Regions from separate parts of the Homo sapiens genome. Here region 2 is linked to region 1. The links are chromatin contacts, found by Hi-C or POLR2A ChIA-PET in ENCODE. All regions are on one chromosome and are shown on one strand. Each heading gives the region's core, a stretch centred on a gene start or an enhancer-like site at or near the end of the contact. The rest is flanking DNA. Distances are from core to core; before and after follow the strand shown. Region 1 has its middle 18 kb from the start of LINC03004. Region 2 overlaps LOC124901411 (a long non-coding RNA gene).

Region 1 (6,462 bases), core at 2,507-5,006:
GTACAATACATGTTTGTTAAGCATAGTCACCCTACTCTGCTACTGAACGTGGAATTTGTTCCATCTTACTGTATGCTTGTTTGTTTAAACCCATTTCTCTTCATCTCCCCCCACTCACACTTCCCAGTCCCTGTTAGCTATCTTTCCACTCTCTACGTCCAAGCAATCAAAATTTTAGTTCCCACATCTAAGTGAGAACTTGTGATATTTGCCTTTTTGTGATTGGCTTAGTTCATTTAAGATGATGACCTCCAGTTCCATCCATGTTGACATGATTTCATTCTTTTTTATGGCTGAATAGTATTTCATTGTGTATATCCATATACCACATTTTCTTTGTCCATTTATCCATTGATTAACACTTAGGTTGATTCCATATCTTCGCTATTGTGAATAGTGCTGCAATAAACATGTGAGTGCAGGTATACCTTTGATATATTGATTTTTTTTTTCTTTTGAGTAGATACCCAATACTGGGATTGCTGGATTCAATGGTCATTCTAGTTTTCATTTTTTGAGAAATTGCCATACTGTTTCTCAGTAGGTGTACTAGTTTATTTACATTCCCACCTACACAGTGTACAAGACTTTCTTTTTCTCCACATCCTTACCTGAATTTGTTACTTTTTTTTTTTTTTTTTTTTTTTTTGAGACGGAGTCTCAATCTGTCACCCAGGCTGGAGTGCAGTGGCTTGATCTCGGCTCACTGCAACCTCCGCCTGCTGGGTTCAAGAGATTCTCCTGCCTCAGCATCCTGAGTAGCTGGGACTACAGGCGCTCGCCACCACGCCCAGCTAATTTTTTGTATTTTTAGTAGAGACGGGATTTCACCGTGTTAACCAGGATGGTTTCCATCTCCTGACTTTGTGATCCGCTCGCCTTGGCCTCCCAAAGTGCTGGGATTACAGGCGTGAACCACCGCGCCCGGCCTCTGTTACTTTTTGTCTTTTTAATAACAGCCATTTTGACCGGAGTAAGATAACATCTCATTGTGGCTTTGATGTGCATTTCTCTGACGATTAATGATGTTGAGCATTTCTTCATATGCCTTTTGGCCATTTGAAGCCTGTCTTCAAATTTGAAGCATTTGGCCATTTGAAGCATGTCTTCTTTTGAGAAATGTTCATTGTTTTACTTCGTCCACTTTTTAGTGGAATCATTTGTATTTCCTGTTGAGTTGTTTGGGTTCCTTGTTTATTCTGGACATTAGTGCCCTTTTGGATGAATAGTTTGCAACTATTTTCTCCTATTCAATGAGTTGTCTCTTCAACTGTTTACTGTTTCCTTTGCTGTGAAGAAGCTTTTAGGTTTAATATAGTCCCATTTGTATGTTTTTGTTTTTGTTGCTCATGCTTGAAATTTTAGTCATAAATTCTTTGCGTAGACCAATCCAGGAAAGTTTTCCTAAGGTTTCCATTGATGTGGAGTTGCGCGGACTGTTGGACCCCAGAGCAGGATGCAGTCTACTGGGAGTTGGGCTCCCAAAGCGGCACTGTGCTGCAGCTGCTTAGTGTGGACTCGGGGTGTGTGGGACCCAGCGGGAGCGCCCTCTTTGGAGCAATGCCATCGCACGGATTCCAGGCAGTTCCCTATGTTAGTCTCGGGGTCTCTGTGGGTCCAGGGGCTCTTCCGTGGCTAGGACTGCGGGAGTCCTCAGTGGGAATGTGGACCACTGGGGGTCAGTCACTTACCCTTCCCCTACTCTGGGGAGCCTGCCTGGGTTTTCAGCCAATCCCAGCCAAGTAGGCTACTTTGCTTCCCTCTCGTTTCTTGGCCTAGGTGTTTCCTGTCACTTTTCTGTTGAATTTTAGTGTTCTCTCTGAGGCAATCTATCCGAAGTATGGCTATCTCCTTGCTGTTTTGGTTCTTCTTTGTAAAGCGGGGTGAGTACTGAATGCCTCTAGTCAGCTGTCTTGAAGCTCCCTACATTGATCTTTTTTTTGTGTTGGGAACATTATCATTCTCTTCTAGCTATTTGGAAATATTTAATAAATTATTGCTGACTATAATTTTCTTCCTGTACTATTGAATACTAGAACTTATTTCTTTTATCTAACTGTATTTTTATACCCCTTAACCAACCTCTCTTTATTCCCTCCTCCCCTTCCCAGCCTCTGGTCACCACGATTCTACTTTCTACCTCCAGGAAATCCACTCTTTTAGCTCCTCCTTATGAGTAAGAACATGCAGTATTTGTCTTTCTGTGCCTGGCTTATTTCCATTAACATAATGACTTCCAGTTCCAGCCATGTTGCTACAAATAACAGGGTTTCTTTTTCTTATGTCTGAATAATATTCCATTGTGTGTGTGTGTGTGTGTGTGTGTGTGTGTGTCACACACAACATTTTCTTTATCTATTTATCCATTGATGGACATTTGGGTTGGTTCCATTCTTGGCTATTACAAATAATGCTTCAATAAACATGTGAGTGCAGATATTTCTTTAATGTACTTATATCCTTTCTTTCAGATATATACCCAGAAATAGGATTGCTAGATCATAGGGTAGTCCTATTTTTAGTTTTTTGAGGGACTTCCGTACTATTTTCCACAATGACTCTACTAATTTACATTCTCACAAACAGTGTACAAGCATTCCCCTTTCTCTGCATCTTCACCAGCATCTGTTGTTTTTGTCTTTTTGATAATAGCCATTCTAACAGGGGAAAGATGACTTTTCATCGTGGTTTGATTTGCATTTTCGTGATGATTAGTGATGTTGAGCATTTTTCAAAGACCCATTGCTCATGTCATGTGTATGTCTTCTTTCGGGAAACATCTATTCAGATCTTTTTGACCATTTTTAAATTGCATTATTGTTTTATTGCAATTGAGTTGTTTGAGTTGTAGTGTGTAGTGGTGATGAGTGAGGTCTTTGCAGTCCTGGACTTGGGGCCCGTTAGTCCAGAGGTCTGCCCCTAATTTGGCCACTTAGTTATTTCAGGTCTGGACAAGGAACGAAACCTGCTCCCATTTCCTCACTTGCAAAGTGAGAATAATATTAACGTTTACCTCACAAGGGGCAGTTGTGAGGATCAGATGAGATAATCCCTGCAAAATATATGATATGGTACCTAGGATGTAGCGCTATACCCAGCACATAACAAGTACTTAAAACTGTGGGCTATCATGTCTGAAGTGAAGCAGGAAAATTTGTAAAATCCCTTTTACAACCTCCAGAAAGAATATAAGAAGGAAAAAGAAAGACATTAGGAAGTGGGAAGAAGAGGGAGAGAAAAATGAGGAAGAAAAAATGATGGAATATTGTGTCACATTCCTTAAAAGATTCTGGCAGCAGAAATTTTTCAGGACACACACATTAAAGGAAAATACATCCCATTGAAACCACCCATTCACAGGGCTGAAAAAGAGCAAGTAGAAACCCTTCAAGTTTGACCTTTGAGCCACTGGAGAGAAACTGAGAAGGCTCTGCAGTCTGTATGTGTGCTGTGCTGCGACACGGACAGGACATGCCATCCTTCAAAAGGCAGTAAGGGCAGGACAGTGGGAGGTAAGAGTGAAGACTCCCACCTACTAACTGTGCAACCCAGGGCAGTGCCCTTAACCTTTGTGTGATCCAGTCTCATCCTATGTAAGATGGGATAGTAGCATCACTTTTTTTCCATAAGGTTACTGTGGTGGTCACATGATTTAATACATGCAGAAGGCTTAGAATGTTCCTGACACATAGTAAGTGCTCTACCATCGTGTTACTGTTGTTAAAGTTATTGGCGTGAGTAAAGGGTGACTGTGAGACCTGAAGTGAGTCACAGAGCTGTAGAGAGAGAACTGGAACGATTTGAAAGTCAAAGTATGTCTTTCTCTTTCTAAAAGTGTTTCTCTCTCTACACATGGATACCTGTCTTTCTATCTATAGAAGTGAGCATATATCTCTATCTATCCATCTATGTTGATGTATCTGTTTGTCTGTCTCTCTGTCTACTGAGAGATGTTACTTCTTTAGTGGTAACGTTGCCACCTAAGGACAAACAGGGGAGCACCTACAGGAAGGAGGAAGAAGAGGAGGAGGTAGAGGGGAATAAGAAATTGGATTTATTTTTCTTGCTGCAGTAAGGGAAAATACATGCCAAAGGACCAACGGAGTATCTCTGCAAGAGGGAGTTTGGGAATTCTGAGGAGGGATCCTGGAAGAGGGGGCTCCTCAGAGGTGGTCCAGAAGGTGGTCATTTCAGCTGTCTCCGTGATCTTAGTTCAGCAGTCAGGAGGAACAAAGTGGAGAATCATTGGTTAGAAAGTGGCCAGCACCTGGAAGATAACAGTGATGGTTTTTGCAGCTGTGGTATGGCCTCTGAGAAACACTGTGTACTTGGGTCTTTTCCATGTCCCATTGGAAGTGCTGCTTATGTTCTGTTAGAAACATCACGGAAAGACTGCTGATGGGGCTATTTACTTTCTCATTAAGGGAATTGTGTGTGTGTGTGTGTGTGTGTGTGTGTGTGTGTGTGTGTGTGATTCCACCTAAAAATAGGGGCCACATAAAGTTTTTACACCTGCTAAGCTAAACAATTCATATACTTTAGCTGCCAGGCAATTCTCTCAGCAAGATAAGATTGTTTTCGTTCCACAGATATAAAGTGCAAAGTTCAAGAACACACAGCTAATAAGCAGTTTGCCCTGATTCTAAACCAGAAAGGCCACATTCTCCCCTCTTCACTCTAGTTTGGCCTCTGCCAAGGTGTCTCCTTGGCCCAAGCTCAGTCACCTTTTTTTTTTTTTTTTTTTTTTTTTTTTTTTTTTTTTTTTTTATTGAGACAGGGTCTTACTCTGTCATCCAGGCTGAAGTGCAGTGGTGTGATCTAGGCTTATTGCAACCTTTGCCTCCCAGGCTCAAGCGATCCTCCCATCCCAGCCTCCCAAGCAGCTGAGACTGCCTCTGAGTGCCACCATGCCTGGCAAATTTTTGTATTTTTTGTAGAAATGGGGTTTTGCCATGTTGCCCAGGCTGGTCTTGAATTCCTAGGCTCAAGCAATCCAACCCACCTCGGCCTTCAGTCAATTTCATAGGGCTCCTTTGTGGTTATTAAACTATTCTAATAACTGCTCTCACTCTTGTGCTCTCTCTCTCTGTTCTCCCACCTTTCACATGTTTTAATAATGTGTACTCACTGGGACTGTACTCTAATATTTTTTAAAACTTGAAAAAAATTGCCATTTAAAAGTTATAAACCATTTCTGCCTGAGTTGAATTTACTTCCAGGGCAGACTCTCCCTTACCCCTTTTCATTTCCCCAAGATAGCCTCACAGCATAGATAAGTAAAAGTTCACCCACTGGGTATGAGTATGGGAACTGAAATGATCGCTAACCTGAACACAGGTGCCTTTGGGAAGTTACACTTCCTTACTGATGTCTCTGAGATGCCTGCCTGCCAGCCTCGGTGTTAAGCATTTTACATGTATTATATATTACTATCCTCATAGGTAACCTGTGATGTTGGAATTATTATTAATCTAAATGTACAGATAAGAAAAGGGAGAAAACAGCAGTTGACTGACTTGCTCAAGGTCACTCAGTAACAAAGAATGGAAGGAGGATTCAAACTCAGAGCCTCTTGATGCCTATCTATCTATCTATCTATACATATATATATATACACATATATATATGCACACAAACACATATACATAACTTAGTATATGTTATAATATATAGATATATATTATACCTATTATCTATCTCTCTACCTATGTGTGTTTACATATGCATATATACACGTGTATATATACACATATATAATTTAGTATATGTAATATATAGATTATATATTCTATCTATGTGTGTATACATAGGTATATATACATATATAACTTAGTACATATTCTAGTATAATATATAGATATATATTCTATCTACCTATCTAGGTGTGTATACATAAGTGTATATATACATGTGTATATATACACATATATAACAGTATATATAATTTATAGATTATATATTCTATCTATCTATCTATCTATCTATCTATCTATCTATCTATCTACCTGTCTATCTATCATCTCTGTCTCTCTCTCTCTATCCATCTATCTTTTAGCAGAATTTTGTCTCTGCAAAGTTCAGGATCAGCAATAGAGACCCTTAAGCTAACATGAAATATGTACAAGGCTGATGGCCACTTTACCCTGCAGGATGAGAGAGTGAAAAGGAGCTGGCCTTTTCAAAACGGCAGGAGAATAGCCTGAGGCTGGCTAATTTCGGCAATCAAGCTGGTGGCAGTTTATCTATAAACATGAGGCTATGAGGCCAGCATGCATGGGTTTTTTTTGTTGTTGTTGTTGTCAAAAAGATGCTTAAGGAAGAAAAGGGAGAAGGAGGAGGAGAAAGAAGTGAAAAAACAAACAATATTTACTAAAGCTGAACTTATGCATAGCCTATGACCTAGCAATTCTATTCCTAGGTGCTCACCCAACAGAAATAGGAACATGTGATCACCTAAAAAGA
Region 2 (6,462 bases), core at 1,428-3,927, 49 kb after region 1:
CTGCCTGGGAGAGTGGGTGGATGGAGATGCATGGGAGAGTGTGGAATAGGCAGGTTGGGGGGCTGGGAGAGAAGAGCCACCTGAGGGTGGAAAGATTTGGTGCACTGAGAAGAGAGGCACGCAGAGCATGTGAGAGGGGCATTTCAAAGGAAAGGGAATTGCTGTAAGAGTAGCTGTGGGTATGTATTTTGATCCCTTTCACAGTTTTATTGTTTTGTTTTTTAAAAAACCCCACTGAAATAAAGGATTAATGTAACTTTCAAAAATTTATTTTGGTCATTGGTCTGTGATTCTGCAACTCTGTCAGCATCTCAGAAAAGTATAAGGCCAACTCAATTTGGCAAAGGATTCAGAAATATCCTTTTGAACTTGAAAATCCAAATGTGATAGTCTACAGATTCCCCAGTCCCAAAATATCAGAGTCTATTGTGTTTTAAAATGTGCATTCCATTCCTTTTGGAATGCCTCACTCACAGGCCAGAGCGCCTGCCCCATTTCCAGTCCCTTTCCAGCATCTCCCCAAAGTTCAGCTTCTGCCCTAGCATGAGCTCCTTTACTAAGACACAAATCTGATTGCATTATTCACCTGCCTTTGTTCACCACTGGCTTCCTCTCTCTAGCAGCATCCAGTTCATGCTTCTTAAATGATCCTGGCCCTCTACAGCCCCTCCTCCTAAATAAAACTCTCTACCCCACGGGAGCCCAGAACACTACAGCAGACCCCCAAACAAGCTCGCTGCTGTGCACACCCAAGCCTTCACAAAGGCTGCTGCTTTGAAACGTGCCGCCCACCCTTCCTGCCTACAGAATTTCTACGAGGACTCCCTTGAAAACCTCCTGGCTGCCTACCTGGCTGTCCCACCTCTGTCCAAAGAGAGGAAAGCTTTTCCTTTATGGCTTTCTCTGCCATGTGTAAATCCTGAATTTTGCTGTCAGCATTAATGTTTCTCCAGCAGGTCTGCAGTTCAAAGGACGTGAACTTGTCCTTTGTTCATGCTAGACACTCAGTGGTGGAGGGTAGATTAAATGAATGAATGTGCTCATCATCTCTGGGTTGTTTCATTGTGTTTGTTTGCTTGCTTTTTAAGGACACCTGGAGCATCTAATGACCATATTCCCATTGGTTTTAACCCAAAGAAGTTCAAAAGTAGCCCACAGGAACTTATTTTATTTTTCCTGTGATTTTTTTTTCCACTTTGAAAATCTATGTCTCTCATTAGCTGTTAAGTCTTTAGAGACATCTGAACACTTTCAATCTCATAATTGAAGACCATTTAATGCTATGAAGCCATATACCCACTGGGAGACCCTCTGGATTCATCTGAGCCATTCTAGAAGCCACAAAAATATTTTTCTATTTTCACGGGAACTTATGGGTGCCTTGTACATGGTAGACATTGACAAATATGGAACTGAACCAACGTCTTGAAGACAATATAATGTGGCAGAGAAAGGAAAGCACCTGCCCAGGAAGAAACCTCAAACCTTGCGGAATGTAATGATCTACCCTCTCCGCTGATGTTCTTGGGCTACTGAGCACAGCTGGAGGAAAGCCTCCTAGTGAATTGGTTGTTCCTCCTATGATCTCTTGGGCTTGGGCATCATCAGGCCCTCCCCACTCCTGAATTTCTCTAAGGAGCTGTTTTTCGATTTTCCACTTTCTTCAAACCATCCATCCTCTACTTTCCTAAGAGAAAACAGAAGCCATTTGATGAAAATTCTAGTAAATCCGCCACTAAAACTTTGAATATTTTTAAAGAATGCTTTCTATTACATACATTAGAAAACCTAACTCAGCTGACTGAATTAGTAAGCTAATTTTATCAGCTCACATCTCAACAAGTGTTGTAGCAGGGCCTGTGAGTTTGGTTTTTCAGCAGCTCAGTGATGTTGTCAAGGGCCCAGGGTTTTTTTCCATCTCTCTTCTGTACTATGTCAGCTTGTCGACAGGCACTACATCCCCATGCAGCAACCTTTAGTGGAAGAAAAATTGTTCCCAGAAACATTACCAAGCCCCATAGCAAATTTCCCTTCATACCTACTTGACCAGAACTAGATCGTACGCCCACCCCTAAATCAACCCCTGGCAAGAGGAATATTTCCATGTTTAGCTTCTTCTAGATTAAACCAAGCATCAAGTTCTCTTTCTTAAGAGGCTGAAAACTGAAAATTGGAGGATGGACTTACCCCCAAATCCATCCCTCCTTTCCTAACAGTTTCACTCACTGCTCTTTCCCTGCACATGGTGCAGAGCATGATTAATATGTGTTGAGTTGATAAGTGAAGCTTGGCTCCTTGTCTTGGCCCTGCCACTAACCAGCCATGTTAAAATACTGAATGAACTTCTTGGACCTCTGTTTCCTGTTCTGCAAAAGGAGGGATTTAGTATAGCTTAAGGCCAACTATCACTGGCTCCATCTCCACGACTTCCTAGTGAAGTGAACAAAAGGTTCCCATACCTTAGGAGTGCCCAGCCTGCCCAGAGAGTGGCTGTGACTCCTTGTGGAAATTGTCAGCAATGACAGCTGTTGATGACAAGAGGTGTAGTAGTCACCTTTGTCAAAGCCCAGTCATGGTTCAGCAGGCAGAAGTCTGCATGCCTTCAAACCAGCTTTAGTTTCAGCTCAAGGCAGCAAACAAGGCAATTTCTTCCTAGGAATGCTGCCTGGCCCTGTCCATCCTGCCCAGGGAAACTTTGCAGGCCTTGCCACTTCTCAGGGTGAGGCAGTTGAGAGTTTATCACCATAAGCCATTGTTTTCACAGCAGTGAGAGCTCTGGACTTTCCCAGGAATTCCACTGGAATGTAAACAGTCTTCAGATCCCAGGCAGAAACCAGCGGATATCCTGAGCTGTCCAAAGTCCCATGTTGGATCCCAAAGATTTGATTTCTTTTTTTTTTTAAATCTTAAAATGTATTTTTGCTCATTAGATACATTTCTTTTTCTATCTCTAAATATTTAACACCCCTGATATCAGTTAATATTAATGATCTGGAATGAAAGAATAAATCAACTGAATAATAATTCTGTAATGAAAGTGTCATGCAAACAAATCTCCATGTTTCTGAACTCTATAAACTGTTAGAAACACAAGCTCATCAAATGTCCACCTTTTCATTGTCTCAGCCTGGCATGGTGGCTCACGCCTGCAATCCCAGCACTTTGGGAGGCTGAGGCGGTGGATCACCTGAGATCGGGAGTTTGAGAGCAGCCTGACCAACATGGAGAAACCCGGTCTCTACTAAAAATACAAAATTAGCTGGACGTGGTGGCACATGCCTGTAATCTCAGCTACTCGGGAGGCTGAGGCAGGAGAATCACTTGAACCTGGGAGGCGGAGGTTGCAGTGAGCTGAGATCGCGCCATTGCACTCCAGCCTGGGCAACAAGAGCAAAACTGTCACAAAAAAAAAAAAAAAAAGAGAATTACAATTCTGAATTGTTGTTGTTGTTGTTGTTTAATGAAATACAAATTCCTCTCCTTCCTATGCCAAAGTGCTCGGCCATCCAGCACGGCCTTCAAGCAGGGGACTTCAGAAAGATAGTCCACAGGAAGCCTGGGACTAAAAACTTGATGTTATTCAACTTGTGTGTTGATGATGACTGTAGGGCTAATGTTTTTCTGATTCTGTCTCTTAGATTCTCTCTGGACTATTTCATGGCTCAGGAACCACATCCTCCTTCCCCACTTCCTGAGTGTATGGGATGGCCACATATACTGAAGCTCAATCTTATGAAAAGAGCATTTCAGAGGCAGGAGGATCTGGATTTGAATTCCGGCTTGATCCTGGGCTGAACAGGACCAGTTCTGCTTTCTGCCCTGGGGCAAGTTACCCAACATCGCTGAGCATCTGTTTCCTTCACTATAAAATGAGGATGATGATACCACGTGGGATTGTTGAGAAGATAAAAAGAGAAAGCACTTGAAAAGCTTCTAAACATGACCTCTCACAAAGCTGTTCAATAACTGTTAGCTCCCTTTTCTCCTCCTTGCAGCTGCTGTTTCCTGGAGTTGCAAACGTTTCTAGGTGAGCTCATGTGAGACCATCTGAAACATTCCAAGAAGTAGTCCAGATGTAAAGACAGCTTTATCTTTGGCCAGGTGCAGTCTTACTAGAATGGCCCATCCTGGTAGAGAATCATGTGGCCCCTTAGACAACTATGACACCAGGAATTGGATGAAACAAAGTTTCAGCTACAGGATGAGGATATATAGATAAATGTTGATGACATATTTCTTTCCTTTTTTGGTTTCCTTTTCCCTTGAAAATGCTTTCAGATCTCTGAGACATCCCGTTGTCATCTTCCTCTTTTAAAACCCTTCGTGTGCTCTTTTCTATGAAGGGCTGGTTGGCAGCTGATGAGGCCCCAGGCTGGAAGGAACTCACCGGCTCATGGCTCACCAACCCCTAACTACAGCTGGGCAGGCAAGGAGGGAGGCTGCAATTTCATTCACTTCTTTAGATTGATGTTTTGACATCTTTAGAAGCCTCTGTTAAAATGGAAATGTGGAATCTGAGTAGTGTGGTCAAACTGGTATACGAGGACATTTTGGTGGTGACTCAAGTCTGATGAAGCTTTTCTAGTAATTTGTGCCTTCCATTTCCTAGGAACAAGAGTGAGTGAGGACTAAGGACACAAAACAGCAGCAGTTTCAGCCCCACTCCTATAATATTCTAAAAGCTTGTCCTTAGATCTTGATATTCTTCTCTCAGGCAGAGAGCTTAAGAATATTAGAGAAATATCCTGATACTTTTGCATTTTAAGGTAAGCCACAGCCAGAAAGAACAATGGGAGGCCCAGAAGCCCACCTCCAACCACTCCAACCAGATACACCAAGGACTCTGGCTCAGACCAGATACAGCCACCTTGGTGATCCAGAGAGGCCTCCTGCTGGGTGCAGTGGCTCAAGCCTGTAATCCCACCACTTTGAGAAGCTGAGGTGGGAGGATTGCTTGAAGCCAGGAGTTCAAGACCAGCCTGGGCAACATAGCAAGACCCCATCTCTACAAAAGAAAAAAAGAGAGAGAGAGTGAGAGAGGCCTCCTATCAGGAATCATGCTCAAGTTCCAATTCAATTTCAATGAGAGATAAGGGAGTAAACAGCAGGAAGGAGGGAGATTCCAGAAGACCCCAAGACTGCATTGTTGGGCTGTCATTGTTCATGGGAATTACTCACCCATGGGTCTCCATCGGGTTTCACCCACAGGTCTGTGCACCATGTCTTGCTCTCTAGGAACCAGAACATCTCTATGGTTCTTTGGATAGAAGTACTCTATTTCAGTGACTCTTAGATTTTTGTTTATTTTTAAAAAGGGATAGTTGTGGTGAATTGCATTAGGATTACTAAAATAAAAGCATTAAGAAACTCCCCAAAACTCCAAATACATCTGGAGTCATTCTTTCCTAATAGGGACAATATTTTATTACCAAAAATGGTAGAAGGGTTAGAAGGGCCTAAGTCTCAGGATAAAGGATAGTTCATTGCATTTAACTAATTCACATTCAGAAAAATGTTTTTCAAATTGATCTTATTTTTCTTATTTTGCCATGGATTGATAAAACTTTATCACAAATTAGAACAGAGAATTAGGAGGTCTATGTTTAAATCCAGACCCTGATGCTATTTACATCCCCTAGGCAAAGGAATTATTCTCTCTGACTTTTATTTTGTTATTTCCTAAAGGAAAGAATTGTATTAGTTGATTTCTTAAGCAGCTCTCACTTTCTTTGAGCTCCTATTTCTCTGATTGTAATGTGGAAAACTGAGCTCTATTTCATACATAACCACACCCTTCATCTAACATTTTATAACAAATATTGTTTCCCTGATTTCTCCATTTGCAGCCCAGATAACAACTCTCTTCCTAGGATTAGTGAAAGCTTGTAGTATCATACAAAACCCAGTAATTTTCCCACTAATCGGGGAGTTTCCCAGAATTATCTGCCAAAGGTTATTTTGGCACCTAACAACGTTTTTTACTTTTCCGTCATCAGTATTATCATCAACAAAAAATATTTCTTAAGTTAACAAGGAAAATACTGAATACAGAGAATAAAGACATAATCATAGAATGGGTAAAAGTTCAGGCAGTCTGTTAGAGAGCAGTACTTTTCTCATATCTTAACCACATCAAGGACCTGGGACAGGGATGATGGTGATTGGAGCGGCAGCTTTGAGGGTCACATACTGATGTCGTCAGTGGAAAGAGAAGCCAGCACCCCCCTTCTCATCAGTCCAAAACCATCATAGAAAAAAAAAAACAGGATTACGTAAGAAGTTGGACTATGGGGAGGGCAGGAGAAGTGAGACTTTATGGGGCCAGATGTCAAGGACATTTCACAAAAGAGAGCCATACCTTAGATCAATGCTGCGACTGGCTCCCAGAGACATTTAGTCATGTCTGGAAACATCTTTGATTATCACATCTGTGAAGGAGTGCTATTGACATCTAGAGAGTAG

Evidence for each region. A loop is a pair of places that touch in the nucleus more often than their neighbours do. ChIA-PET counts read pairs that join two places held with the same protein, here RNA polymerase II (POLR2A). Pooled maps may share reads with other maps.
Region 2: a map of Caco-2 shows a loop between it and region 1 (7-fold over the local background). The contact joins two enhancer-like sites. A Hi-C loop is called at or near these places in 4 of 168 maps with a recorded cell type or tissue (Caco-2, PC-9, astrocyte of the cerebellum and 1 more), 2 of 37 single-sample maps with no recorded cell type and 9 of 50 pooled maps. POLR2A ChIA-PET finds 5 or more read pairs at or near these places in 15 of 52 experiments (Caco-2, GM12878, H1 and 9 more).

Annotation. Positions count from the first base shown.
Region 1 is chr6:137,644,480-137,650,941 of GRCh38, forward strand. No RefSeq gene overlaps it. Among named protein-coding and RNA genes, the nearest start is that of LINC03004, 18 kb to the right of the region's middle. RefSeq lists silencers at 3,634-3,683, 3,704-3,793 and an enhancer at 6,247-6,416. Within about 2 kb of position 3,757, at least 3 of the 41 ENCODE cell types and tissues checked have a DNase peak (open chromatin) inside an H3K27ac peak, as active enhancers do; they include PC-9, where a contact is called at or near this core.
Region 2 is chr6:137,695,039-137,701,500 of GRCh38, forward strand. LOC124901411 (a long non-coding RNA gene) reads left to right here. Exons shown (of 2, transcript XR_007059789.1): 2 at 3,639-5,377. Among named protein-coding and RNA genes, the nearest start is that of LINC03004, 33 kb to the left of the region's middle. RefSeq lists enhancers at 849-1,018, 4,196-5,395, 4,206-4,335. Within about 2 kb of position 2,678, at least 6 of the 41 ENCODE cell types and tissues checked have a DNase peak (open chromatin) inside an H3K27ac peak, as active enhancers do; they include PC-9, where a contact is called at or near this core.